Linked DNA regions of Homo sapiens: all the other regions are linked to region 3. The links are chromatin loops, found by intact Hi-C in ENCODE. Cell type or tissue: Calu3. All regions are shown on one strand. Each heading gives the region's core, and the rest is flanking DNA. Links, peaks and the distances in the headings are about the cores only.

Region 1 (8,398 bases), core at 1-8,000, 140 kb after region 3:
GTTTTTATTTATTTGTGTATTTGTTTTGGTTGCTATCCTCTGCATTCTATCAAACAGCACGGCAAGTCTATAAGCTAGATTAGTGAATAGAATGACACCATTCCCAGCAGTTTTAAGAGATAACTTGCAAACTACCACCACCATCACCACCACTACCACCTATGCAATAAAAAGGCAGTCATAGTTTTTAGGTACTGTGACTTTCAGGGTCCTAAACAGGTCTTGTGGCTGACAGGTCTAGACACTAACACAAACTGAATAAGTAGCTTTCAATTAACCAGTGTACCTTTTAAGAACATTTTCACTTAATTATCAAGGAGCAATGTACTAAGAACTCTTGCAGTTATTGACATAAAGAATTATTCTGCTCTGGTTAATTCCCCATAATTAGTAAAAGAACTTAAAAAAATCCTTCCATTTCTACTTTAAACTGTAAATATTCAGTTGTATCACACTTCAGTATTTTTCTGGATACATTCAAAGTAATTTTCCTTGCTATTTTCCAATTGTTGAGGTAAACATACATTTTAATATAAAGTAACATTGAAGCCTATCCTATTACTCTCAGCAGTACATAGTGCTTTCAACACATTCCTTTGAGGTACTGTACAAATCACAATCACTTTCCTGAGTTTTTGCAGACAAGAACATTAAAAGAAATGAACTGCAGAAATTAAGGTCCAGATTACCGTTACCCTGTTTTACCTGTTCTTAGCTTAATACTGCAGAACAGACAGGATTGAGGAATACTGTTGCTCTTAAAATGGCAAAAATCTGGTTTTCTGTCATAACACAACTGTTCATCTCTTTAGTCCAATAATGTTTGAAGTTAAAGCTCTTTATATTAGCACATGCCACCAATGTAATTGTGAGGCAAACAAAAAATAAAGCACCACTCCAGGCACTTGACAGCAACTAAATCTCGAGAACAGCAGAATGGAATCAACACACGAGGTTCATGTCCTTCTGAAATCAACACACTTGCACCTTGCTCCTTGGTGAGTGTTGTCTAGCTTGAACAGAACTGAGCATCCACATATGCTTTCTGTCATCTGGGGCTTTCAAATCAGAAGCTCTCATTTGATGCACTTTTCCTCCAAATCTACCCTGACTCTAAAGATGCAACTTAATCGTCATCTTCCCCAGTACCCTTTGCAATTTAAACTCTACTGGAAAGGGGCTCTATTCCCTATGTAGCAGGTTTTATGTGTGTGTGCCAACATTCATTACATTTTTTTTTTCTAAAGAAGTTATCACTGACTGCAACCAAACATTTTGTTCCATTCAACATACATATCAAGCTCCTTTTGAGATATGCTAGGCTGAATCTTGCAGAAAGCATTTTCAAAGTCTTGATATGTAACGGGCCTCAACTGGCTGGGCATAATGGCTGAAAGGTCTGTGGCTGGCATGGCATGGAGGGGGCCCACCACTGCTTCCTGACACAAATGAGCCACATCTAGTCCAGAAAAGCCTTCTGTGCGCTGGACGAGCAGTGCAAACTCCTTGTCATTGAGACAGTAATTGTGCTGTGAGAGCAGTTGTACTATTATCTGGTGCCTCGCTGTGCTGTCAGGAAGTGGGATTAAAAGTCGTTTCATGAAGTACCTCCGAAGGGATTCATCTATTTCTTCTGGTTTACTGGTGGCACAAATTACTACGATTTGGTCCTCAGCCGAAGTTAGTACAGTGTCCAGTTGCATCAGAAATTCGGTTCTCATCCGACTGACTGGACTATGTTCCTCATTCACTTGAGAGGAGAGAAGCATGTCAATGTCACTAACAAAAATCACCGAGGGCTGGCGACACCTGGCCACAAGAAAAGAGGCATGGATAATTTTCTCTGCTTCTCCTAACCACTTGGCGACTAGTCCAGAACCGGCAATTTTGAAAAATGTGGCCCCCAGCTGACTAGCGATGCATCTGCCCAATAATGTTTTGCCTGTCCCCCGAGGTCCAAATAAAAGGATGCTCCGAGGTAAGGCCGTCAGTCCACTGAACGCGTCTGACCTCAACACTGGCCATAAAACCTCCTCTTTAATGACAGCCTTCACCAGGTCGAGACCAGCAATGTCATTCCAGTCCACTGGAGGTCCTTGGGTGATAATCTCATTGGTTACCAGGTCGATGAGGTGCGTGTCAGTATTCTTCAGTTGCTCGTCCACAGAGTGGTTGGATGAGGTAGCTGCACGGAGTCCAGGGCCTTGCATTGGGTGAGAGAGGAGCTGCCTGTGCTCGTCCCCATGCTCACTCATTACTGGCGATGTGTACTTCCCAAAGGATTCACTGGATCTTGATCCCAATGAATTTTTAGCAGTACTGTAGGAAGGAGGGGTCAGAGCCCTACTGGACTGGCTGCTGAATTTCCTTTGCTGTTCAGAGGACATTAGCTGCTTCGTTGGCTTAAATGCTAAGGATGATGTTTCAGCACTTCTGTCAAAGCCATTCCCCCGATTTGTGTTTGAAATGCTGTTGTCGGGCATTCTGTACATAGGACTCTGTGTAGATCTCTGTTGGCCATAGCTGTAATTTCCATAACTGGAGTCCATATCTCCTTGCCCTGCCATGTAGAAAGCTTTCCTTTTGAGAGAACTTGCTGAACTGTTTGTCAGAGCCGACGGTGCAATAGGTGTCAAACCATGGCCCTGGTAGGTGTAGCCAGGAACAGTGGTGGGGGGTAGGGGGGTGGGAGCAGGAATTCCTGAAGGCAGGTACGCTGAAGGCGGAGGCGGTGCCCCCCCAGGGCTGTACCCAGACCCCACAGCAGTCTGAGGAGGATAGCTAGCAGACGGATAGCTGTAACTGGAGAGGTTAGAAGTCCCATTGTAGCCTGGGACCAAGGCTGGTGGCGGAGGAGGTGGTGGTGGGGGCTGTAGTAGCCCAGAGCTATGCAAAGGAGACGGATGAGGTGAAGGAAGTGCAGGTGCTGGCTGGCTACTATAAGTAGAATGCAAATATGATCCGTTGTATCCTGGGGCATATTCCTGAGATGGGAGCCCTGCATGAAGACTGGGTACAGTGTGGCTTCCACAGGTACTACTTGAATAACTAGGTTCTGTCAGGTTGCTGGCTACCCCAGGAGAGCTTCCTATACTCGCAGAGACATCTGCTGGAGGGAGGGCTGAACTGACTCCAGCTTTGCTGGCAGTGATAACATCCGGAACACAGTTCATGGGATAAACAGCTTCTGAATTCAAGGAAGGCTGCCAGGGTTCACTTTCATTTTTCCGACCGTTCACTAGTCCTGATGGTGTGTCCGAATAGTTGCTGAGTACGGGTCGGTCCACAGGACCTTCCAAAATGCCGGAATACTTCTCTGCATATTTTTTTAGTAGGTTGGATGCAGTCAGAGCAGATATGTCATCATTCGCCCAGGCGTACTGATAGGTGCGCTGCAGATGACCTCTGTAGGCTTCAACTTTGTGGGCAGGAGACCGAGTGGTTGAGGTGATGTCAAAGTGCTGTTCTGGCCACTGGGCATGCTCTGGCGTCCACTGCATCTTCAAGCCTAAGAATTTTGGGGGGAAAAGAGTTAATTTACTTAAATAGGCATCAGAACTCTTAAAGCTTTTCCCCCAATTTCTTTTGTTACCTATTATTTTCCATTAATGATATGCATACTTTAAAAGATCTACACTGTTTATAATACCTATTATGATCCCTATAATAAGTACTCTTTAAAATGGACTAAACTTCAGCCCTGTTTAAAAAGCACACTGAGTTTAAAATATAACTCTGTAGTTACCTATATTTTTTGCATTTGTAAGGAATAAGTAAATCTATTTCTGTCAAGCCCATCAGCTTACCTACTATACGCACATACACAATCACATATATATGTACACACACATTCCTGTCAAATTAGAATTCAATCATAGGTTCTTAAAATAAGCAGACATTTTAAATATCTTGCACATGGCAGTATTAACATGTACAATATCTAGCTATTCTGTCTGTTCACATCACAGTTTGTTTTACATTTTAAGCAATATAAAAATGAGACACAGCTGACAGATCACATCTAGGATACCTCTCTTATTTGGTACTGAACACCTAGTTAGCACAGTATAATGCTCCCTGCGCAGAACAATATGACACAGACATAGCAGGTCATTCCATAATCCAACTCTCATCTAAAGTGGTCCACGACAGTTTCAAATCTGCTTCGTGGAGTGCAGCAAAGCAATCTCCCAGGCAGCGCTCCATCGCTTTCATCGCACAAAGCCTACAACTCGGTATGAATTACAACTGGCTCCTTTCTGCCTCTCAGTTCTGTTGTTGAGTCTCTGAAAAAAAAAACAAGCATCACTTGTCTGTCGGTCTTCTAGCGTTCTCCCTCCTTCTCTTATAATCCCTCCTCCCCTTACAGCCTGCAAGGTACTAAGAGGGGAGAATGTGTGTGTGTGTGTGTGTGTGTGTGTATTTATACACATCCTGTCTTATACATCTTCATATATATATATATATATATTATATATGAGAGAGAAAGAGAGAGAGAGAGAGAGAAAGGAAACTGAGGGGAAAGGGAAGATAAGAATGGAGAGAGATTCTGGATTCTAACTCTTTCAATTTCTATAGGAAACCACGTAGGGCATACGCTAGAGGAGTACAAGTAGATAATGAGATGGTCTGGGTAATTCTATCATCTGCTGGGTTACTAAGTGAAGCAAAGTTGACTATGTAGCAAACTACAAAATGAGCATTTTCTCATTTAAGAAAAAAATACTAAGCAGTCAGAATAATTTGAATTTTAAATTGTAAAGAGACTTTAGAAATTACTTTATTTCACAGATTAGGAAACCAGGGCCCAAAGCGATTTATAATGTACCCTCGAGGTCTCACATACAGTTAGTTACAGAAGAGGACTGGTACCCTGTTCTCCTTTTTCCCATTGCTGGCTCATCTCAGTCTAATCTCTGCTTGGTTTAACACTTCCTATTCTGGTACAGCTATATTAAGCATCTCTCCTTCATCTTTTTTGTATTACCCAAAGTGAATTTTGCAAACTGTCTTGTGCCCTCTGGCAGAGATGCCTTGATAAGGAGGAGGCCTGGTCTACATGAAGCATCTGTGGCATCAACCCCCTTCTGAATTACTACAGTCTATTTTGTCAGTTTCTACCCCCTTCTGTGCTCTTCCTCCAAGCTCTGTGGCTCTTCATTGCCTGACTCTGGCTTCTGACATGGCCGGCTCTGACTTACTGCGATAAACTGAACATAACACACAGTTTGGTAACAGAATGGCATGTTGATTCCCTTCTGACTCCCTCTTCCTTGTTTGCAAAACCACTGCACCAGACACTGGAAGTTAATTAGCAGGATGATGCTGTGCTAATTGTGTTAATTTACAAGGTTTTAGTCAAAGAGAATCATGCCAGGGCTGGCACTGCTGTCATGCTTCCGACTTAATGATTAAGAAATACTGAAAACAAGGTGGGAAGGATTGCAGTAATTACACAATAAATGAATAAAGCAACAGGATTCATTTGCAAATATATTTTACTGCAATTGTACTCATTTGCATTTTGATTTTTAAAAAGGATCCATGTAGATATTCATTTGCAAATCACAACTCAGTTAAATTAAGTCTGAATGCTGCACAGTGTAACTTAATCAACCTAAATATATGTATATACATATTAGTAAAAATTCTAAAGACCTCAGTTCTCTTGTACATGCAACAGATTCTTTCTTCAATTTCCCTCAACTACCCCCAAAATTCATATTTATGTTTTAAAACTTTATATATTATTAAATAATCTCATTGAATGGGAAAATAGTATTATAAAATCCTGATGAAATGCAGCTTGCATCATTTCACTCAGAGAAACTCTGAGGATGAGTTCCAGGGAGAACTAAAGTGGTATTCTTAATTATTTCTGCTTTCTCAATCATTACTTTTTAAGGGGGAGGAAAACACACCGCAAAATGGGTGAAATGACCGAAACCACACTTAAAGGGGAAAAGCTGCAATTTTAATGAAGCAGCATTTCAGGAATCATACTTTCATTAAATTCAACTGGAAATTATTAAGAGCAAATCACCAGGAACCAATCGCAAGTAATCAGTATCTAAATGCTTCTAGTGTCGTGGGATTTACTTCAAGCCTTATAAAAAGGAGAGAATATTAATGTGACTGTAATGTAGAACTGTCTAAGAGACCTACAAATTCATTAGTCCTGTAAATTATTTCTAGGGAATTTCTATTATGGTTCTTTTCTTTAAAATATTATCAAAATACAGAGTAGAGAAAATAAGAACACACATATGCTGTGAGTATAAATGTGATTAGTTTGATACAGAAAAACGTGAAAAAAAAAGTCTTAAAGGGCTCAACAAATAATTTAGAAGTACAGGCAATGGAATTTAGCACAACACACACACATACGTACGCACACATAAGTTAAAGGACGGCTTCCTTTCAGTTTGCTGAGCTAAGCCATTGTTAGCATAAGTTAATAAACATACATAACAAATATTATAAAGAAATATACTTTTTAACTCAAATGAAACTGCTTATTTTTTTAAAAAAACACAGGAGGTGGGAACCCCCCACCTGTATTAGCTTAAGTAATGTTTTCTTGTAAATATATTATTCATACAAGAGATGAAAAAATGATTTTAATAAGTTATAATCACTGTAAAAGACAGTAGTATACAGTTTAAATAGAGTGTCCATTTCATAGGGTATTTTTGCATGGTTTAAGTCTAGCAAAACTAAATTTCGTAAGATTTCTTTTTTACCTGAAATTAAGCAAAGATCATATTTATCAAAATTATCTATTTGGAACAATTACTGGATACACCATTGCCTTTTGATTGTCATGCTATTTTTGGATGTGCTTACAAGATAATTGAAAGATTATTTATTGATGCATAGTAAATAACAATAACCTTTGCAGAGCTGCAAAAGGCAAAATTGTATTTTGTTTAAATACAAGGCAATGGACTTGTTCATATCCCCTGAAACGAGAATTTATCCAGTGCTTTAAAATCATTAATGTTATTTAAAAGCATAAGCTAATCTAACCACAAACTAATTCTTGATATTAGCAGGAGCTGAGGAAATCAGTGTTCAGGAGATTGTCTTGGCCTTCGAAGTACAGAGCCTTTTGGTTGGTTCCTTGAATTTTAACACTAACTGGAAATTGGTAACCAAATTTATTTTTTTGTTGTTATTGTTATTGTGTTTATTGGTGGTGCTATTTCTGATATGAAATGGAACAAAACCACAGAGCCAAATGTTTTCTGAACAACAAAAACATCCTGCTTTGTTTGACTGTATTGCAATTATGTGTGAGTCAGAAGCAATACACCTGTGTCACTTAACTTGGCACTCAAATAATGGGTTGAGTTTTAAAAACAGCTTTTATATGGTTTCTCTTCAGAACATGGAGATGGATCTCAGAAACAATACTATTTTAACATTATTAGAAGCATGACTTTAGAACAATAACTCCTACTGTTGTTTGGAAATAGTTTAAATAGGTACAGTAAAAATTCAGAAAACAGTGGAAAGTAAGAAAAATAGTTTTTAAAGATAATTGAAGAATTGTTGCAAAACATCAATTTTTACTTTTGAAAGGATCAGAAAAATCTTAATACAGCTGGCAAATTTCATCATGCAACGTGTTTTTTGAAAATACACAATCTAATAGAAAATTGCTTTTAAGATAATTTAAGTGTTACATAGGAATGACAGGTACTAGAGTAAAACATCTGAGCATTGTTCTTATTTTATTGTTATGGGATGACTCCATGTATATATAAATGAACAAATCCATATTTCCTATATAACTGGATAGTACGGATAACATTTGCCATTCTTACCATTACTGACCATTTGATAACTTAGGTTTAATTACTAACCAGTTACTGCCTTGTTGCTTTACTTTTTCCATTTTGCTCTTTAACTAGTTTCGAAACAAAACAACTATAGCATCCTCTGAAGTTCTGCCACAGCTATAAAATTTTAAACAGTAATATAGAAAAATGAAGGGTATAAAAGCAACTTTCAAAATGAGAGGAAAATTGGAAATAAAAGGTTAGGTCTTCTAGAATCTGTTTTTAGCATATATTCATAGAAATATCAATGTGAGGCACTCACTACCCAACCCACTCCTTATATACGTGTACTATTCAACAGTTCATCAGGTCTAAAATAGTTACTCCCTTTTACAATGTTCCCATAGGGTAATTTTGGCTGCTAGGGGCTCTGCCTTCATTTGTAGGTTTTCTCAGACTTCCTAAGGGCAGGGACCTGAGGCAAACACCTGCAGGCATGGCAGGTTTGCCTGCTCTAAAACAGATGCATAGCACTCACACAGGCCTGCATGACAACATTACTACACCTATTACATTTCTTTGAGCTATTGCACCTCTGAACCTTTCATTATTTT
Region 2 (8,454 bases), core at 289-8,288, 590 kb after region 3:
ATCTTAGTGACATCCTGGTACACAGTAGGTCATGAGGGTAAGGGACAATATATGGATGTAGGGCTAATGTGTCTGCTACTAATAGCACATCTTTTTGCCTGGAGTGTCTCACTTAGGATCATGAGCTGGCAGTAGGTGGCTGATGAAGAATTTCAGATTTCAGGCAGTACTAATGCTTTGTTTCTCTATTTGAAAATGAGGGAAAATATCCATTTTTCAGAAAGCCCGAGGTGTTGTGGAAACAAGAGACCCAGACCCTCCACTGCAATGGTACCAGGTAGGTTCTTGGTTTGAAGGAACATCAAAACTATAGAGACATTTTCCAACTATTTTTAGGTCTGCATCCTTAGTTAAGCACTTGAAAGAATTGCACAGAAATATTAGAAATTCATAGACATGTAATTTTTTTTGCTCTTTTCTTGGGGAGGAATCAGAAAAATTTCTATAAATCTGTTCAACTAATCATAGACATATGTCAAGTGATTGAAAGAAATTAGCAGAAGTTTAAAGAAAATATCAAAATATGATCTGTTTGATCACTCCCTTAAGGGAAAATTTTTAATACATTATGAAGACAGACACTTTTTATTAACACAGAGACATGGAAATCAGCAGAATAAATACCTGAATTGATTATTGTAAATGCAGTTTGAAGAAATTTCAAATAGAGAGAGGCACAAACATTTGAAATCCTTTTAATTCAGTGCTTTCAAAAAAATCATAAAGACCAGTCATGTGCAGATTATAGGCAGCTGGTTTTCCTTTTGCTTTACCCTCAAATTCAAGGTGCTTCACCACAATATAGGAGCCTAATCAATATTCATTAACTGCAGAATCAGTTTTTTAAAATCCATCATTTAATTTGTTACATTAGAAGTTATGCAAATTTGTATAATTATGAAGAGATTTAGATTATAGAATTGTGTTTTACTTTGCAAATAGAAAAGCTAAGGCTGATACCAATGGCTGATTTTAGAGTGAGCTGTCTTACTAGTTCAGAATGATTACCTTTGGTTCCTATTCCAAATGATGACCAATCTTAAGACATGAACAGAACTGGTAATTAGGTGGCATACTTCCCCAGAAGATGGCAGCTACAATGCAAGAAAAATGAGGAGTGGGATCTTTACACTGTTTTTGAGATTTAATGATTTTAAAATTAAACACAGAAAAAGTCTTAATCTTATCCAATCTCCAAAGAGATTTTTTTGTTAATGTTGGAGTTGGTTTCTATCTATTGAACAGTTGAATACATATCATCCTTCCGTTTCTGAAACTTAAGCAAATGGACCAAGAGAATTGAGCACATTTAGCCATTCTTTTTTATCAGCCCAACACCCTTAAGCCAAGCACCAGTGGAGCCCAACATCATGGCACATTTCCCCACAATATACTCACACTCAACCACCACCTAGGAGGGAAAAGAGTGTGAGGGTTATTGAGCACTGAGAATTTTTCCAATGAATCACAATTATGTGAACACCTGTGCTAAGTTTGTGCTGATCCTCTGTGAAAATTTGCACAGTGCTCAACAGCCCTGAATATTTCTCATTTATTATCTCAGGTGGGGTGGTCTGCAACTGCACATTAGGTTGCAGTATGAAGCATGTAAGGACACACATCCAAGACCTCATCGAGGACCTTTTCATTCTACCTGCAGGGTACAGCTGTGCCTTTTAACAGGCTAGAGTTCTGCTTCTGAATGTCTGCTCAGAAAACTTAAGGACAAATATAGAAACCCTTCATCTGCAAGTAAAATGATTGTAGAAAATGCAATACATTTACTTACATTTCAAGAGAATCTATCATAGGATTGACATTGGGAAAAAACTAATGATCAATGATATTTTAATGAATATATAGGCTTATAATATGTTAAACTGAAAAGGTGTCAAAACTGTAAAGGATGAGAAAGAACTTTACACATAAACATACATTTTGAACGGCCACTAATCCCTCTTCTTAGGAAGTAAAAATATAGAGTGAAACTGGTCTAGATCCCCAAGAATCGGTAGGTTACTTCACTTTTGAAGTCAATGATTGGTAAGAATTGGAAAACAATTTGTGACCAGAATCCTCAAAATACTTAAAGCTTAGATGTAAGTGGTGAAATTGAGATCAGTGAATAAGCTGGATACAGGGTCAATTGTTGATTCCACAGCAGAAGTTCTGCATGACTCGAACAAGGCTTTCATTGAAACTATTCTCTGTCTTAAGAACTATAAACTACTATGAGGTCTCTGCATGTTAATACAGTATCAAGAATAGAATTTTCTTTGTAGCTCTGTAGACTTAATATTTACCAAAGACTCTTTAGTGAAATATATCTGTTACTTTGAATAATTAAGTTTAGTAGAAGATAAATTTAAGGATATGGATATAAAGACCAGGGACTACTCTGGCAGTATAAAATGTTTTAAAAGTAATACATTGGACTCTGGAACTTCATTCTACCTAACAGCATCATCTGCTTACCAGTAGGAACAAGGCACATAGTATTCTGTGGCAAATGCAATTGTTATTGAAGACAACATTGCAGTATGAGGTAACAGAGGAAATTATGAAAAAGAAATCCTGGAGCTATTGAAAAGTCCTAGGATAAGAATGTCAGTGGGTCCCTAGGTAATGGTTGTTGGTTTGGGGACACAGGAGAAAAGACTAAGGGATCTAGAGGTTTCTGATTTTGCACTGGTGTGTGGTTGGCAGATACAGGAACCCCAAGTGACTAGGCTTTGATTTGCTTTCCTTAAAATTTTTACTCATCCGGTTTCAGTCTCTGTCTCTGGTATTAGGTGAAAAGACATCTTTTTCCCTGCTGCTGAGACTGTATGTAATTAGATGAAAGGAGAAACTAGAGGCTCGGGAAAAGCATTGCTGATTTGTACCTCGGCTTAATTCCAAAGATTCTGCTTGTGAAAATTAACTTTTTCTGCTTCTAGGTCCATGGCACTCGTTTCTAAGAGGAGTTTGAAAGTTAGCTGAGTGTATGAGGAGGAGAAAAAAGGATCAGTAGGTTGGACTAGATCCATATATCACATACTTTCACCAAGAAATTAGATTTATTGGGTTTTATGAGCACCAGGCATATGCTAAGCACTTGATATATTATCTCATTTAATCTTCAGGACAGTATGAAAGAGTAACAGGTCTTATACCACTTTGCAAGATAAGGAAAATGAAGCTTAGAGAGGTTAACTAGCAGTCATGTTAGAGTCAGACTTGAACCCTCGTCTAGCTGATGGCAAAACTCAATTTTAACTACTACACAATACTGCCTCCCAGTGGCTGGAATTTGGTAAGCATTCAGCCAACATCAGCTACTGAGGTGGTGGTGTTTTTCTTAGGGGGAAGCTGGTCTTAAATCCTTTAGGCTTAAGTCTCAAAGGCATATAGAAAGAGGTCTTGCTTATCAGAATTATTAAGATGTCTACTCTCTTACATAAAAATGGCTAGTTCAAGCCAAGCTCCAAGTGTGACTGTAAGCAAACAAATAGATGACTACCTTGTTTATGAAGCATACTTTGAATTAGTTCCTAGTCAAATATAAAAATGCTTGGTGGTCGCTTGAAGCATAATTTGTGCCAACAAAATTCCACCAAGCAAAGAGATTCTGTAGTGTCAACATTTAAAACTTCTATAAATACTTCCTTCAGTTTCCACAAAGTATAAACTAATAAAAAAGAGAAATAAAAAGTCAATAAAGAAAAAAAGTACTTTTTTGGGTAGAAGGCTAAGAGAATGAATGCATGTAATATGTCTTGAAGTGTTAAGAAAATATTTTCTTTAGTTTTTAAGTAGAGTGAAGAAAAAATAATATGTGTGTAAGGAAGGACAAAATTTAGTTGTTCACAGGCTTGGCCTCAGGCAAAATTCTAAAATAGGTATTTTTCATGTACACGTCCCTAGCACACACACACATGCACAAAGTTGTTCTTCAATGCCCTTTTCTCAATGTTCAGTGTTCTCTCTCTTCAACCTCCAAAGCGTTCACTTTTTGGTACCCCCTCGGATTCCCTAATTTCATTCTTTGTTTCGAAATCCCACTGCACAGCTTCTCACAGTATAGACATTTCCTCTCTTCATTCATCATAACATTGCAGTGGACTAGCCCATTTTTTTCAAGATATTGGTAGGTCACTGGTTAGCAATGCCTATGAACAAATTATAATTAAGGTCTTAATGAATGGTAAAAGGCTTAATGTTTTATTTTACCTTGCTGTATTTATTTCATATTATGGACTTTTCTAGATAAAATGCCTCAGATCGAAATAATTAGTTCCAAATGATGGGAATTTCAAACTCTGTGATAGGTTGGTGAGAAAGCGATTTCTGCAAAGCTGTCTTTGCCCCATGTTCCTTGAAATATGTGCCAAAGGTAAATGTTTACTTTACCTATGTATAAGGTTGACCCTAGTGAACAGGTATATTGAAATATTATAATCCCTGAGAAGAAAGGTCACTGATAATGGCATTAATGCTGCCAGTCCTTACTTTCTATTAAATGATACTTCAATATGCAACATTCTACACTTGATCTCTGGTAAATGGATGTTAGTGACCTTGAGTCAACAATCTTTGCCTTCTTTAGACATTGGATAGCACTATAACATTTTAAATTTATAATTGTGTTTACTTTTAAAATGGAGTTTAAAAGTCTTTAAACTGGATAGGTAGAGAAATTGAAATGACGATACAGAAAGTCTGTAAATGGTTGGATGGATATCACATATCACACCATCTATGGCTCAGCAGTAAATGCACTGTGATGGCAGAACCATGAGGGTATATCACATTAATGCATAATTCAAGGTCTTTAAGTATCTGTGAGTCGTTGACAAGATACATTGCCACGTGTTTTACAATCCACCATGTCAATTCATTGTCTTTATAACGTTAAATGAATGTGGGCTATAGGCTTTAAAAGTTTCTGGACCAGCTTCTTCATTATGAAGAAGGTATTGTTTCTGTCCACTTGTGCTGTGTGGAACATTTAAGAAGCTTCCTACCTTCCCCTAACTTTTCTCCCCAACTATGGCCAGCAACATTATGGTCTCTCCACATATATGCCCCCCTCTTTTTTTTTTGAGACGAGTTCTCACTCTGTCACCCAGACTGGAGTGCAGTGGCAGGATCAGGACTCACTGCAGCCTCAGCCTCCCAGACTCAAGTGATCTCTCCCGCCTCAGCCACCTCAATAGCTAGGACTACAGGCATGTGCCACCACACGGGGCTAATATTTGGTATTGTGAGTAGAGACGGTGTTTCACTCTGTTGCCCAGGCAGCTCTCAAACTCCTGGAGTCAAGTGATCCACCCACCTCGGCCTTCCAAAATGTTAGGATTATAGGCCTGAGCCACACCCAGCCCCACATTTATACTTATCACAATTGCCAAAGGACAAATTCTTCCACGGAGAGGTGTGAATTACTAGAAAGGTTGGTTGTGTTGTCATTCATGTTTTGTAACATTTTAAAATGTGGTTTTAAGCAACAAAAACTTTTTTTAGTAGCAAAGAACATCACAGACTATAAAGGAAATGATTATTCTGCTTTATCTGCTAAATTGCATGACATGGCGGCCTTGTTCTCAGTTGGACAATGCATCCATGAATTGTATCATATTCATGTTCATGATGGAAGCCTATATAGTAATTAAAATAAATTAACCAATTCTAAATGCATGAACATGGATAAGTCTTGAAAACATAATGGTGAGTGAAAAAGCAAGTATCTGATATATGCCATTTATGTACATTTAAAATTATAGAACAATGTAACATTATTTATGGATACATACATATGTAGTAAACATACACAAACGTGGATGTGAAAGCTACAAACCAATTTTGACACAGTGGCTCTTACCTTTGGCAGGAAGTGGGGATGATAATTAAAGGGGGTCATGACATCACTTTTGGGTACACAGTGGTCTTCAATTCCCTTTGTATTATTTTGTTAGGAAGAAAGGCATGAAGCAAACATGTAAAATTTTATAATTCACTTACAGTTATTAAATCATAGTGAATACACGAGTGCCTATTATTCCCTGTACTTTACACTTTTGAAATATTTTATTATAATAATAATGAATTGGTAAAATAAACTTCAAGTTTAAGATGGGAATTGACTAGTAATTTTTAGTACTGTCTCTTCCAAATTTTCACTAAAATTCCCAAGGAGACATGAGAAAATGTGGAAAGCCACAATTTAAACTAGGGCAAACCAACAAGGCTAACTCTAGAATCCAGGAGGAACTGATTCATAGTAAAAGTCTAATAGAGCAGGAAGGAGAAAAACCTGTTCAGTTTTCAGGTAATAGCATCTACCGGCTTTACTTCCTGGGAACAAGAAGTGTGTATGTGTCGTAGTGGGGGATGTGCGTGGAGAATCCCAAAACAAAACTTTTGAAGGGTAAAGTGAACAATGCACATTGGAATATTTTGGAAAATATAAAAAGGGAGAAAGTAGGAAAGCAGAACCCATGATTCTCACGTGCAAAGCCAGCCAGTCCTATTTCCAACCTCAGAGCTACTGTGGCTTTTGACAGTAGGGAAAGGAGATGTTCAATGATACTTCTTTGATTGTACAATGAGGTGTTCAGCCACTGGGGAACCCTCATTTCATGTCCCCCTTCAACCGCACAGCTCAAAAGCCACTTGGAATATATATATTTTATATATATATATATATATTATATATATATATATTTTATATATATATATATTTTATATATATATATATATATATATATATATATATATATGATAGGACATTTTCTTTTTCCACATGAAATGTTTTCCTGAATCTCTTTATTGCCTATTCCTTTCTTAACTTTAGTTCCCTATAGAAACATTCAGTGTCTGGAGAATAAAAAGGAGAGAAAAAAAGAAGCTTTTTTTAAATTAAAAGAAAAATACTAAAGCATGTCATAGCATTGTTGGAAAGAACTAAAATTATATTTTGGTGTTTTCTGTTTAAATGAAGTGACTTGATTTGCATGAAGTGACATTTGTAGGGATAAATACAATACAAAAAATGAATTTCTGGATTTAGAACTTCTTCCTCTACTTTTATACTAAGATTTTTTTTTTTTATGATCAGGTCATATATTCCTCAAAAAAAAATGGTTTTAAAGGAAACTCTGGTCCACCTTTATCTCTAATGGCCCGGTTGGGAGTTGCTATAATAATCCTTTTGCTTTTATGTGGCCATCTGGAGGCCTATTAAAAGGAGTATCTAAAACAGACTCCCCAAGTGTGCTGAGTTTGTACATTTTCACCAAGTCACCAAAACAGGAGCATTTTTCCGACTGCAGGGAGAAGTGACCCTTTACAGAGAGGGGTGGAGTTGGGGGGGAAAGAGAGAGAAGAGACACAGCACCAGCAAGAGGCACAACTTGACCTTTCACTCTTGCCATTGTGAACAAGTAGTAAGAATAGTGGTTGATTCTGGTGCATGCGTTTTAAGGGTACAAAGATCTACAGCAAGGTTTCTTTACACCTCTGGGGCTCTGTGATGAGATGGAAGAGGTTAGGGAACGTGGGAACGGGCAACATTGAGAATTTAATGAAGCATCATTTTTCAACTGGATAATATTCTGTTTTGATTTGTGTGGAAAGCAAATATGAAATATTGAAATAATATTTCAAGTTCCCAGTTTTGTGGCACAAATAGACATACAGAATATTCTTGCCTTTCTGAAAACTACACCTTTCATCAAAAGTATAATCCAACAGAGTTTAGGACATAAAGGGGAGGTAGTGGAATGGAATTATATAAAAGTTGGCATTTGTCTTTAGTAGATTATTAAAATCGCTGTGGTAAGAAATCTGCTCATAAAGACAGAACAAGTTCATAGGGGCTGGATATCATTTGTCCAAAATAGAGTCTTTTCTCTACACTCATTAACTATCTCGCCCAGTAATGTGGTTGTAATCCTATTAAACCTGATACATCAAAAATTAAAAAAAAATTTAGTTGCTGTCTCAAACTGCACTACAACTCAGATCTAGGACCAAATAAGATGCATTAATTGCTTTACTGCTTCACTGCAAAGCCACTCTTAAAACATAATTCCTTAATGAAGTCCGTTAATTTGTTCATGGCAGTACACAAGCTGTTCAAAATGACACAGAATTGCACTCTGTTTTCTAACCCCTGCAGTTTCTTCTGTTAGTCACTCTGTCTTGTGTTGTTATCCCATGGATAGTAATTATTTTATAGTGGCTGTAATTAGGAGAGAATTAGGCTTGGTAAACAAAACCTGCCTTCTCCTGTTAATAGCTAAGGATAATAAATTTGGCTCTGACATTCACTATATTTGGACAAGGCTTGGCCTACTTCCAGTTTTCCCAATAAGAACTTTATTACATAATTATGCCTTGGAGGGGCTTATATTACAAGGTAATTTTTTTTTGTAAAGACACATATTGCATGGCTTCTAGCCAGTAAATGAT
Region 3 (8,454 bases), core at 320-8,319:
TTTTCTACTTGGACATAATTGGAAACTTACGTTGTTTTGGCTCGAATCTAATTTTAATATAGGTCAAAGAGAAATTGAACATTTAAATTATAAAAGAGCCTCAACTATATTTAAACAATATTTTAAATACACTTTTTAGGTTCACTATTCTCTATGAGATAAAAGAAGAAATTTTTTAAAAATATAATAATTCAAATACATTGATATAAATTTTAGGGTGTATAAGGGTTAGAAGAAAAAGTGAAAAAAGTCCAGATATTTTTACAAACAAATATCCTCCAAAATCCACAGGCATATGTTTAAAATAGAAAGATAAAAATCACTTCTTTGTAAAGTATAATGCAAAACTTATAATGCACTTATATTTTTAGTACTCTTTATGGTGTTAAGATTACAAAGAAGTGACTCTCTCTTGTTTTAGGACTGAGTCATCCCTGACATTTACATATTATAAACACAATATTTGAATTTCCCTTTTTAAAAAAATATTATATTAGCTATACTAAGTTAATATACTTTTTTCCATTGAACTTACAGAGCTCATGGGCGTTCACTTAAACTAAACTGACATAGGGAAGATACATTTTAAAAAATCAAAGCTCTCTAGTATGACTGCTTAAAAGAACAATTATGATATACAAGCAATATGAATACTAGGTTTTGCTTACAAAGATAGTTACCTGCCTTCATTTTCTATTAATTTCCATCAGGGCACTACCAAAATATTACCTGGCAAAATTAAAATGAAAACCGTATGTTGATGAGGGAAAACATATAATGGCATAGCACATTTCAACGTTCAGTGAAAGAGTTAACACTGAAAGCTTCTCCAAAGAGAAAGAAGATATATTGATTCAAATGTATATTAGAATATGTTGTTCAATGTCATTTGCCAAATGTTTCAATTTTTAAATAATCACTTACGTTAAATAAATAGAAGCATGCATTCAAACAGTGTGATATGAAATTAATACTTTGTTGTAATTTTAAGAAGAGGGATAAGATTTTCCCCAAAAATGGAATGAAACTTCTGCATAAAAACCAACAATATACTGAAAAATAAACAGTTGCAATTACTTTTTTTCCTACTTAGTAATACAAAGATAAATTGTTCTCTTTGGAAATCAAATATTTTCCTAACCACTGTGTTTCTTTAATTAAACTGTATTCTTTATAGTGATCAAACATAATTAGCAGTAACAAGTATTTAATGAAAACAAACTGCTACTCCCAAACCTTTACTACATGTTTTGTTTAAATCCCACAGATGCTCCAAGGATTACTGTATCTCCGTCACAAGTACAAAAGCATACACCCTCCCCACTCTGCCCACCCCAATTTGCCAGGAGCATTTAAAACAACAATAAAAACAACAAAAACTTCTATAATTCCAAGGACTTTAGTTCACATTCAAATCCTGCTCCTCAGCTCAAGGCATCACTTCCAAAGAAGCTTAACACTTAGCCCTTCAAATATTTTATAGATTTGTTCTTCAGAAATCCCACTTGATATCTTCATATAATAAAGCATTACCCTGGTATCTTTGATTATTAGTAAGTGGTCAAAATAGAAAGAAAAGTGCCCATGCTGGACTCATTGACAGCTAGGTGATACAGCAAGTCTTCTGTAATTAATTGTGAGTGAAAGGGGGTTTGGTTTTGCAGCCTCATAAAACTTTTCCCACATGGCTGAACCCACGGTCAGGAGATGTTAGGCAACATTAACTGCCTGCACATTTCTGCAAGGCTCTAGAGGAACAGCTAGGCACTGGGGCTCCAATCCTGAGAACCCTGGGACATGAGACATCAGCATCTACCTTTCATCTTAGCTGAGATTTGGAGTGGGTTCAGACCACAGAGGCTCCTTAATTCTCACTAATTCATTTGCTTTCCTGATTCACTTGGCTTGGAATAACCTGAGAATGATAATGAACCTGTGAGGGGAGCTCTTAGTCCCTTGCCTTTGAATGTGCTTGGCACGGATCGAGGGCTTTCTCTGAATCTTGCAAGAGGAAAAGAATCTTATTAGCACTGATTGCTAGTCATGAGGTTTCCTCTAAAAATTGCTCATGTGTTTTAACTCTTGCTGCTTTTTGAAAAGTAGAGTAGTGAGGAGGGAAAAAAAGTTGGGCTTTTTAATACAAATAACGTATGTATCTAGAAGCTGGGGTTATATTTTAGGGGTGTGATTTAAACCAAATCCTAGCTGCCAGCTTTTTCTTGGACTCTGAAAAGCAATCTCAGTGTTTCTCACTGTTTTCTACAACTGATGCTAAGTTCCTTTTCATTTCCTGTAGATAAACACATTCTTGCACTAGAGAGATGGGGTTTTTCAAAAGAGCATCCAAATCCTCTTTTTTTTTAAAAAAAAAAAATCGTTTTCAGACTTAATGTACCGCAGGAGTTGTCAAGTTCACATACATTTCTTGTGGTTTTGGAATTCTGTTGAATTGGCACTTTTGCTTTTACAATTAGTGTGTTGTGGACCTTTAGCTTCTACCTAGGTAAGAATTTGTGCTTGAGATGAAAAAGTCAATAAATGAACTGGGCAAAGTGGTGTATCTTAGTGAAGCAATAAAAAGGGCAATTTGGGTCTACTGGTCTAGCTGAAGGTGGTCATTCTTTAGATTTTGAGATACTAAACTACTGACCAAATTATTCTCTTGTTCAGTTGTAACTGTGATTTCACATGTACAGTTGCACAGACCCTCCTGTGCACATGCTAACTGAGGTTATATGCAGCAGCTGCAATGAAATAGATGCACCAAGGGGGAGCAGGAGGCTTGACTCAAGAATTAGAAAGGGACTTCAGTGGCAAGGCAAAACGATAACACATTCTGGTACTTTACAAAAGGTACATGACCTCTGATGTCATGTGCTTATCCACCATTTGGGGACTCTCTTATCAAGATTTAAAATTTCCTCCACAATCTGAGTGACCAGAGCAACCCATGACATCCATCTGTAATGTTAGTAAATTTGTAGTATAGGTACTGGGGCACCAACCTAAGCCATAAGTCATCACCTCATTTTGAGCATACAGAATACCTGAATGCTAAAGCAGGAGAGATCTTTAGAGTTCATCCAGTCCAACTCATGGGGATTTTAAAGATGACAAAATTGAGAGCCAGTAAGTTTGGGAGATTTGTCCAAGGTCAAACAGCTGTTTAATGATAGAACTGTGAAGAGAACTCAGTATTCGTATTTGAAGTTCAGTGCTCTATCTGAGACAATGCACAAAGAGTGCTAGAATTTCCATACAAACTGGTTTGACATTGCAATGTACATGTTCAAGGGTTTAATGCTAATGGAAAGTATTTCAAGAGGTAATCTGTCTTTTCAAACCTTACCACTGGTCCTCTCTATTGACTTTCTATGGCCTCACACCATTACCTGTTTCAACTTTTACTTTTTCCAAGGACACCCCTTTTTATTTCTTCCCAGCCAGAGAATGTTTCCACTAATTAAATAAGTGGACATCAGGGATCACATTTTCACTTATTTCCCTTTCTCCATAATCTCACACTATTCCCCTCTGCTCTCTTTCTTCAGCACTGGGGCTATCCTTATTTCTGGGCAGCACTTGGCAAATGTTTACTAGAGTAACAGTTTATTTACAATTTATTTCTAATTCTATGAAATCACTAGTTGGTGTAATTTCACAACATCTGTGGATATGCAATTTGAGAAATATTTATGAAAAACACATCAATGCTTTCATCCTGGGGGCATGGTCATTTCAAACAACATAGACCAGTGAATAAAAACGGCTTTGGGAGCTGACAAATCTGAGCTGAAATCCTGAGCCCCAATACTTACTATGATCTTAAGCAAGGTATTTAACCTCCCTAAATCTCAATTTTCTTTTTTATAATACATGAGGCTTCAAAGTCTTGCCACAATGCTTGGCATATAGTAGACTCTCAATAAATGTTAGCTATTATTGTTATCATTATTATTATTACTATTATTAGCGACATTGTTTTCCTATTAATATAAATAATAAAAGATCCATTTATGAAGCATTGTAAAGCTCAAGTAACTGTGGATTAAATGGACTTGAGGGCTCTCCTGGAGTAAAAGGTGAGATATAGAGGTGAAATTCTACTTCAAGCATTCCAGCTTGAGAACTTGAAAGTGATGACAATACTTGTCACACCCTAAAAGGGGGAATCTTGGAAGCAGATTTCAATGAAGTGGCTTTGATAATTGTGGATTTGTGTCAGGTGAGGGCAACAGAGAGCTATCCAGGCAGACAACACTGGAGGCCTGAAAAACCACGAACTTGGTTATCAATCCCCATGGGAAGGAGGGAAGCCAGTTTGAACTGAGGAGAGAAATTAGAACTCAGAGTCTCCACTGGGCCCAGAAGAAGGTCAAAGGTAGAAGCCAGGATGACTTCAATTCACCAAGCAAGAAAAAGGAGGAAAGCTGAGTAGAACTAGAATGGAGTTGGGACAGATAACAGCAGCCACAACTATTGAGATCCCTCAGAAAGCAGCGTCCATAATAACTCTTTGTGATGCAGCAATTCAGAGCTTCCCAACTGAACCCAGACAGCTGTCACTGGCCTTTGTGAAGGCCATGTTGACTCTGGTCTTTAATATTTACAACTGAGGTAGCAGTAGAAGCATCCAGTACAAATAACCAACCGAAAGAAAAGATGATCAAGCTTAGCAGAAAATTCAGGAAACTATTGAGGAAAGCCAAGGAAACTACCATCTATTGAGCACCCACTATGCATTTTGCAGTCTCACTTAATCCTGTCTATCCTATGCACTAGGCATTATTACTTCTACTTTGCAATGAGAAAAATGAGGTTATGAGAAATTTAAAAAATGTATCCAAGATCACATAGCTCATAAATGGAAGGACCAGGTAGAATTAGAATGAATATCTGTCTGATATCAAAGCTCTTCCCATCCATTCCTGCCACTCAGTATTAAAGCCATGAGAATGCATGAGTACTCTGAAGGACCAAACACACACACACACACACACACACACACACACACACACAAAAGAGTCAAAGGAGTCAAGTAAGTGTTTAATGCAAGAGTAATTTCAGGAATTAGGACTGATAACACACTTCTGGATTTGGCAATTAGGAAGACACTAGTGACCTTGGGGAAACAAGTTCCTGTAAAATGATGAGGATGGAAACTGAAAGCCGGACTGTCAGTGAGGAGTGGTAAGGGGATGGTGGCTAGAATTGTAAATCGCTCTTTGGGGAAACTTGGCAGTAAAGGAGTAGTAACTCTAAGAGTACCACAGCTAGAGACATTTTTTTCTTTTGTAATGGAAGACATGAAAATATTTGTGGGCAGTGATGATGGAGCCACTAGAAATCAGTGTACATTCGAAAGAAACAGGGCATTATTCCAAAGCACAGTTATGTAGGAGGGAAAGAAAAGATAGCTAAAAATATATAGACTTATTTGAGTTGGTAAGAATAATACAAGTGTAGAGATATTTGGAAGTTAGAGTGTGACAGGAAATAAAACTTGGGTCAGATAGCTTTGATCAATCAAGTAGGAGACAGAAGTATCTGCTGTGAATGAAATGTCTCAAAGTGGATCTTCAAGTGATAAATAAGTGAATGAATGAGTAAGTGACACAAGAGAAAATCTAGTGGCATGCATTGGTTAGTGTCAGAGAGAAGCAACATAGCAAATAGACAGAATTTCATCATTAAGTGAATTTGGAGTTCTGCACAATCCCAGTATGTGGTGAAAGTTGATGGGCCAGAGCTGTTATAAACTGACCCTTCCAGGTCTATCACAGCCCACCTAGAAAATGAATCCTACTGTAGCCCCTGTGGGAAACAGATATGCTAATTATATAAGCAACATCAGTCTTTTGAGTTTCTCAGCAGTGATATTTACTAGTTTGCATTGAAATCAGGACAGCTAAAAACTGTCCATAACTGCCTTCTTCTACCATATGCACAGTAAAATGGCTGGTACATCACTTCCATAGGCAGAATACAGCAGACTTCATCTTTGTGCCTAAACTCCCCTGCTAAAACAAAAGCCTGTTCGTAAATCCTAATTTTTTAGGAAAAAAAATAATGTGTTGCAGGACTCACACTGTAAGCATTTAAAACATCTTGACAGGAATGAATATTATGTGTGATAATTTCCTTTAGGGGTTGGAAAACCTGTATAAGGTATAAGCTTGGGAATCAAAAAGATGAGATAGTGTGGGTAGAGTGGGGGTGGGCATCTGTTATCTTTTTCTTTCATCTTTAAAAATCTATGGCAAATTAACCTCCCTTTATTGGTGGAGTATTATCTAACAACTCAGTCAACATTTAAAGTACATACTTGAACAAGGTAAGAACAGAAAAATACCTTTTATCAGTCTATAACATTAAGTTGCTGGAATTCTAAAATTCAAATTCAACTTTAAGGAAAAATCACTTTTTTCTCAGCATTGATGCCACTTATTCTGATGCAATTTGTGTTTCATAAGGTTCTGTTAGCCTGGAATTCTAGAGGCATTCATGAATTCAGAATTTGTTACAAATCCCTCTATAGAGGCACATGTTGATTTAGGAAGTGTCCACATGACAGTAAAACAACCAATCAATTCAGTGAAAAAAAAATCAATTGATTCAATAAAAACATCAAACAGGCTGTTTGCTGTCATGAAGATCAAACTACTGTTTGACAGAACTTTTACGTTTTAATCAATGGTATTGATGTCCGTAAACACTGTCTTAAGTTTACCAGCCCATGTTCATCGTACAAAAGGGGACCAAGTTGCTAATCGTTAAGTAATTTCACCAAGAGAGTACATAGGAAAACTTAAATTTCAAGGCCAAAATTTCAACTTCTACTTTGTAGCTCTTTCCATGTCTAATTTCTTTCTTAGTGATCTCCCTCCAAAAGAAATTTGTTTTGTAATGTGGTGCCATTACAATACAATATACCTCAAGCAAAATTGCCATCATGCTGAGAAGCATCTTCTGTGTTTACCCCTAAAACAAAGGTGGTAGATTTTAGCCTTCCTTTCTTTATATGCACCATTCATCTTTCTTGGCTGATATTTCTGGAATTTGTAACATATCCATCATTATCTAACTGCCAACTGCTTTCACAGGAGCTGTTGCTTTAAGCTCATTATTTCTTCCCATTGGAGAATCTGCAGAGCTTCTTTCTACAACTCACAGCAGCCAGCATGGTACGTGTGTACAGATGAATGGTCAGGTTTGTCCTTCAGAGTCCCTTTGTACCCAGCTTTGCCCCAGAACTGCAGCGTGTAATGAGCAGCAAATGCATACTCATGTGCCTTAAAAGTGTACAGTGAAAACTGTAAAAAAAAATGCCAAAATAAAGACCACATTCGTAAATAAGCTGTTAGCATAACCACATAGTTCCGTAGAGTTTCCTATTTACCTAAGAGTTTGGGGATTATCATGACTCTCCTATAATTAGTTTCCTCAAAACTTCCTTGTAGTCAAGCAGGGTTGATTGGGCAGCTGTCTTTCAAGAAGAGTTACAAGAGCTACACTTTGGGAGATTTCAAACTAAATCTGAGAGTGGATGATGAAAGCACCAACATGCAGATTGTGAGGAAAGTAAGCGAAGACTCTATGAATGCTATTAGTTTAAAGGGCTGTGCAAGTGTATCCACAAGGTACTGAGTTACAATCAGAGAAAAAGATGTGTGTCCCATGTCTCTTTCTATAACTCATTATTTAACAACCCAAGTTAACAGGCATAGATGCTCCAGAGTTACTGAATGCAATTTTCAGAATTTTAAAGATTGACCGTTACTTGGAAATATTGAAAATGTGAAATTTACCATCTCTGCACTGATCTCGAGAGTCTATTTTGGGACATGAGATAATGGGGAGTGGATCTACAAATAATTGCTAGGTAACCAAAATAAAGCTTTTTTCTTTTCTCTCTTTTTCCTTTAATATAGGTCAAAGTGAACACACATAACACTCCACCACGATCAGACCCGGTTTTGCGCATTATGTACTGTTATTGTTTTTGTTAAAGCAAAGAAAAGCCAGGAGGATTAGTTATCTCAGCTGTAGATATCTGAGTTACAGAAACACAGCTGGAAAGTCATGGTTTCCACCCCTTCCACAGTCTTTCCTATGGCTAAAATCAGCATGGCTCCTTTGAGATCTAAAAGACAAAGATGTATTGTCACTGACTCCTGCATGCTAACACTCAAGTGTGCCACCTTTAGTGATCTAGAGTCATTTTGGATATTCAGGTATTGATAACAATTATTTATACTCACATGAATGGATTAAAATCATTGTTGTCATGAGAAATATGACTTATTGCCATATTATTTTAGAAAGAATATAAAGAAATCTAACATAAAATAAACAAAGGCATCGAACCCTATGCCATAGGACATTAAAGCGTCAGAGAGGACAATCAGAAAATAACTATTTTTAAGCTCCCAGCAGGAGCATATGCTGCCACTG

The links. Hi-C counts contacts between places; a loop is a spot of excess contacts. Peaks named below come from ENCODE experiments on the same cell type or tissue, not always from the same donor. Only the 100,000 strongest peaks of a DNase experiment are listed, where the experiment ranks them.
Region 1: a loop joins it to region 3, with 5 times the contacts of the local background. A loop is called at or near these places in 5 of 110 quality-filtered maps.
Region 2: it touches region 3 in a loop (8-fold over the local background); 17 of 110 quality-filtered maps call a loop at or near these places.

The regions. Positions count from the first base shown.
Region 1 is chr2:163,608,299-163,616,696 of GRCh38, forward strand. FIGN (fidgetin, microtubule severing factor) reads right to left here. Exons shown (of 3, transcript NM_018086.4): 3 at 1-3,508. The coding sequence ends at 1,254. Among named protein-coding and RNA genes, the nearest start is that of FIGN, 120 kb to the right of the region's middle. In Calu3, for the core only: no CTCF peak of the experiment used is centred there; a DNase peak (open chromatin) is centred at 3,103.
Region 2 is chr2:164,058,052-164,066,505 of GRCh38, forward strand. No RefSeq gene overlaps it. Among named protein-coding and RNA genes, the nearest start is that of FIGN, 330 kb to the left of the region's middle. RefSeq lists a silencer at 3,108-3,402. In Calu3, for the core only: no CTCF peak of the experiment used is centred there; a DNase peak (open chromatin) is centred at 3,290.
Region 3 is chr2:163,467,905-163,476,358 of GRCh38, forward strand. No RefSeq gene overlaps it. Among named protein-coding and RNA genes, the nearest start is that of FIGN, 260 kb to the right of the region's middle. In Calu3, for the core only: a CTCF peak has its summit at 4,264; a DNase peak (open chromatin) is centred at 4,237.